2 separate regions of the Homo sapiens genome follow, and region 1 is linked to region 2. A link is a loop called in an ENCODE intact Hi-C map of the cell type or tissue named here. Cell type or tissue: IMR-90. All regions are shown on one strand. Region 1 overlaps LTBP1 (latent transforming growth factor beta binding protein 1). Region 2 overlaps LTBP1 (latent transforming growth factor beta binding protein 1).

Region 1 (2,500 bases), 88 kb after region 2:
TAGGTAGATGTTCCTATTGTCTCCAATTTATCATTGAGTAAACTGAGATAGCAAAAGCTATTAATTCTGTGGGGGAATGGGTCTGCTAACCCCCTCAGCAACTTGTGCTTTCTTTTATCCTCAAGAAAGACTTGCATTCAAGTTCCACCAAACTTTATTGGAAACTTTCTACATCTCAACTAGTGAATGGGCCAGAATATACATTACAGAACACATTTCTTAAAAGGTATATATCCTTTTGTTGATGCCACTATGGAACCATAGACCATTTCATCAAATATGAGGTAGCATCTCAGAAACCATATTTACAAATACACTTCTCCTATAATGTTTTGGGCATTGCTTCTCAAATATCACAGACAAACTACATCTGTTTATGTTTTTATGCCTGCCAATTAGGCCTTATTTTAAGAAGGTTATATTGCTGTTTGTGTAGGATTCTTTGGAATGTAAATATTATAATATCTAACTTAAAGCCCCAAATCTGGTTAGACTCTTTTTAATTGAAAGATCAAACCTAACTCCTTTTTGTATTTCTCAATTTTTTTCCCCGTAGATGCAGATGAATGCCTACTTTTTGGACAAGAAATCTGCAAAAATGGTTTCTGTTTGAACACTCGGCCTGGGTATGAATGCTACTGTAAGCAAGGGACGTACTATGATCCTGTGAAACTGCAGTGCTTTGGTAAGCTTTAGGGGGATATAGTATGGTGTACTGTGAAAATATACAGATGGAAAAAATAACTATGCTATGTAGTAAAAACAATTTCCTTGAATCTAAATCATGTGTTGAAAAGATGTGTAAACGTTTTAGGGATCTTTTTCTTAAGCACAATTGAAGAAAATAAAAAGAAAAAACCACCTCCATACTACTGTTTGAATGTATTTCAAACAAAGAGTTAATATTCACTGTGGAATTATGATTCAGGCCACTGGTATAACTGAAGTGTTCTTTTGGTCTGTGGAACATCCTGTTTCATCACTCATACCGTGCAAGTGACAGCCATTTTAAATACTGACCCAGACTTTAATGCTTAAGCAGAAAACCATATACACTAGGCAGAAAAACATAGCAAAAGGAAATAATTTTAAAAGTTATCATAAAGAGCCATTTAATCTTAAATTTCTAAGCATATCCTGTTCATGGATGTTTTCTTTCCTTATTTAATGTCAGCAGCAGCAGCAGCAATGTTGTTTTTCAGTCAGAGCAGCTTACATTTTTATAGACAGAGCCACTCTCTTTTGGATGATAATGTGTGGTTAATTAAAATTTGGCAGCACCTGGAATCTGGACTAAATATAGCAATGTGTAAAGTTTGGGAAGTGTATGAGGTACAACTGATGGCTGATTTTCTTTAGTAATACTTTTTTTTGCTCTTAAGATATGGATGAATGTCAAGACCCCAGTAGTTGTATTGATGGCCAGTGTGTTAATACAGAGGGCTCTTACAACTGCTTCTGTACTCACCCCATGGTCCTGGATGCGTCAGAAAAAAGATGTATACGACCGGCTGAGTCAAACGGTATGTTTCCAGGAGATGCAAACCTGTGTCCAAATAACTATCATAAGATTTTCCTTTTAACTAAAATGTGAACTATTGGAAAATAGAAAAATGGATTCCTTGGGTATTTTGAAATAACTAAAATGAGATACAATGAGATACTTACAGAAATAGTAATAAGATGCATATCATCAGTATGTAGGAGATTTAATAGCCTGGACATACTCATTAAGTATGGACTATGGAGTGGCTGAGCAGATGGCAGGGTTGTTCCATGGCTTAGGGTTCATCATCCCTAACCTGCAGAGGCAGCTGAGGGAAATGTAATTCAGGGAAAGATAATTAGGTGCACTCAGCAGAGTGGAGGATGTGGATAAGGCTCAGCAGAACAGAGGGTGGAGTTCAACAGGGTGGTGGAGAGCCCCGAAGTCCACTGACAAACTCCTGTCCTCCCTGATGCTACTGATAATTGGCAAAAAGCCGCTGATAATTGGCATAATCTGTCATTCGCCTCAGGAGACTGCTTTGGATGAAGTCAATTGAAAGGTAGGAATTAAAGACTCTAGGATGAAGGGTCACTAGTCCAGGGCTTTGGCAGATTAAATGGATAAGAAGGCATGAATCCAATAGCTGTTACATGGAAAGAAATGGTAGGGTTTGACAGGAGTAAATGAAAAAGTGAAGATTAGGAGAGTGAGAAGCCTGATGGCTTATGAAGGACAAGCAAGATAGTGGGCATTTTATATAAAAGTAGGAAGCTATAGAGAACTATTGTGTCGGGACCGGATGGGCAGCTGGAATTTCAACTGATGGAATGACACCCAGTTGGAGATGACAGAGAATTGATCCATTGAAAGACCAGACTGGATTCAGACTTTTACTTGGAAGTCACTCTTAGAAATAGAGATGGAAACTTTGAGACTTGCTGGCTTCCAACACAGTGTTTATAAATAGGAATAACTGTGCGATTTTCATGGAACTATGTCTTCCCTTTCAGA
Region 2 (2,500 bases):
GGGAAACTAAGTTCTTGCTACACAGAACTAATATTTTTATATGTATTTTTGTTAACAGATATTGATGAGTGTACTCAGGTCCAACACCTCTGCTCCCAGGGCCGCTGTGAAAACACCGAGGGAAGTTTCTTGTGCATTTGCCCAGCAGGATTTATGGCCAGTGAGGAGGGTACTAACTGCATAGGTAATGGCAGCATTCTTCCTGCTTACAAATTCTTAGATCTGAGTTTTTAGATCCCCTAAGACTATCATCAGTTCAGTGCTTATCCAGACAACCCAGAATTTTTTATTAAACAATTATCATGACAGCAGTCTGCTAGATCCCAGGTGATATAAAAATGGATTTTTTTCCCCTAACATTTTTGAAGAAAGAGTGTCATATATGTGCATAGACAAGATACATTAAATGTTACTTTTGGACCACCCTGCATGAATCAAAACTGGATGATTTTGATGTGTGTCAAACAAATCAAAGGGAAAGTAGAAATCAGTTACTGGCCAGGCGCCATGGCCCACACCTGTAATCCCAGCACTTTGGGAGGCCGAGCCTGGCGGATCACCTGAGGTCGGGAGTTTGAGACCAGCCTGACCAACTTGGAGAAACCCTGTCTCTACTAAAAATACAGAATTAGCCAGGCATGGTGGTGCATGCCTGTAATCCCAGCTACTTGGGAGGCTGAGGCAGGAGAATTGCTTAAACCCAGGAGGTGGAGGTTGCAGTGAGCCGAGATCACACCATTGCACTCCAGCCTGGGCAACAAGAGCGAAACTCCATCTCAAAAAAAAAAAGAAATCAGTTACTTCGTTATTATATTTGAGCTAAGCTGGGAGATGGGAGAGGTTTGAAACAGTATTTGGAACACAAAACTCAACAATGCTATCTGCTCTTCGTAGATGTTGACGAATGCCTGAGGCCGGACGTCTGTGGGGAGGGGCACTGTGTCAATACTGTGGGGGCCTTCCGGTGTGAATACTGTGACAGCGGGTACCGCATGACTCAGAGAGGCCGTTGTGAGGGTGAGTCAGCTGAGAGTGTTCAGCACACATGACGGTGATGTGCAGGGTTGGTAGGCACCTTGCCTGGTTCTTGTTTCCTTCCCACACTCAGTGCGTGACACCAGTTTATCCAAGCTCTTTCTGCTTCCTAGATTCACAGGCTCTTTGCCTCTTCCTTTCACTGGCTCTTTTGGGATTATTTTCCATCTTCATGCTCTCATTATTTTTCACCTCAATATCTGCCTCTCTGGTATTTGGAATGAAATCACCATAGAATGATTAATTGCATCATATTTAGTAGAAACACAGACTTAATTACAGAGTCCGGACCATTCATCTGGGAACATGCTGCAGGTGTAACCAGTGTTGATTTTTTGTTTTTGACCTTTTCACCTACTTACATTCCTTTGTCTCCAATGCTTTCTTTTACATGTGTTCTGGTACTTTCTCACAGACTCCCCAAGAAGCATGGTCTGACAAACTTTGGTCAGATTCCAACTGTGCTTAATAAAATTTCCTCATTATTGACCACAGCAATGAGCTTTCTCTCATTATAAAAATGTTATAAAAAGTATTTATAGCATGGTCACAATTATTATCCTTTTCATATTTCTTTTCACGTTTGTGTCCAAGTTGCTCTGGTTCTTTTTGAAACCAATGTAGTGAGGCCAGGCACGGTGGCTCACGCCTGCAATCCCAGTGCTTTGGGAGGTTGAAGCGGGTGGATCACTTGAGGCCAGGAGTTTGAGACCAGCCTGGCCAACATGCTGAAACTCCCTCTCTCCTAAAAATACAAAAATTAGCTGGATGTGGTGGCACACGCCTGTAATCCCAGCTACCTGGGAGGCTGAGAAACAAGAATCACTTGAACCTGGGAGGCAGAGGTTGCAGTGAGCTGAGATCATGCCACTGCATTCCAGCCCAGGTGACAGAGAAAAACCTTGTCTCCAAAAAACAAAGCAAAACAAAACAAAACACTATGGCACTTTTTTTGCAATTATTTTCATGAAGAAATACACTGACCTTCTGCTAAAAACCTGTCATGGAAATATGAGGGTGAAGGAACACGGGATCTGTGAGGGCACGGGAGCATGGTGCTGGTTCCTTGGGGTTCCCTGCCTGGCTGTCAGCAGAGCCTAATAGATCTGGGCTCTGTTAGGTGGGGCAGGATGGACTAGGTTGGCACAGCCAGCCCTCAGCTGTCCCCTGGCTTCTGCCTGTTGGTTTTCTTCACTGCTCTAATGACCCAGGCCTGGAGGGAGAGCTAATTAGACATTTTTTGGCAGCCTACACTTGCCCCTCCTGCTGGTGTCTTGCCTCTGCCCCTTGGGTTCTAATCTAGAGAGAAGTGGGAGTGTTTTATGTTGCTGGATCTCTGATCAGCATGGAGTTTTGTACCCTCCCCGAGGGCCACGAGGCTACAGAACAAGCACAGGTGTAAAGTGTCTCCACGCTGCTCTTCCAGGGAACTCTCCTCTGCTGAAGAGATGCAGCGTGGGAGCAG

Evidence for each region. Peaks named below come from ENCODE experiments on the same cell type or tissue, not always from the same donor. Only the 100,000 strongest peaks of a DNase experiment are listed, where the experiment ranks them.
Region 1: a loop joins it to region 2, with 2.3 times the contacts of the local background. A loop is called at or near these places in 13 of 110 quality-filtered maps.

Annotation. Positions count from the first base shown.
Region 1 is chr2:33,362,834-33,365,333 of GRCh38, forward strand. It overlaps LTBP1 (latent transforming growth factor beta binding protein 1), which reads left to right. Exons shown (of 34, transcript NM_206943.4): 29 at 557-685; 30 at 1,383-1,523; 31 at 2,500. Among named protein-coding and RNA genes, the nearest start is that of MIR4430, 54 kb to the right of the region's middle. In IMR-90, no CTCF peak of the experiment used is centred here; a DNase peak (open chromatin) is centred at 968; H3K27ac peaks cover 193 bases.
Region 2 is chr2:33,274,907-33,277,406 of GRCh38, forward strand. It overlaps LTBP1 (latent transforming growth factor beta binding protein 1), which reads left to right. Exons shown (of 34, transcript NM_206943.4): 17 at 59-184; 18 at 895-1,017. Among named protein-coding and RNA genes, the nearest start is that of MIR4430, 140 kb to the right of the region's middle. In IMR-90, no CTCF peak of the experiment used is centred here; a DNase peak (open chromatin) is centred at 1,045; H3K27ac peaks cover 277 bases.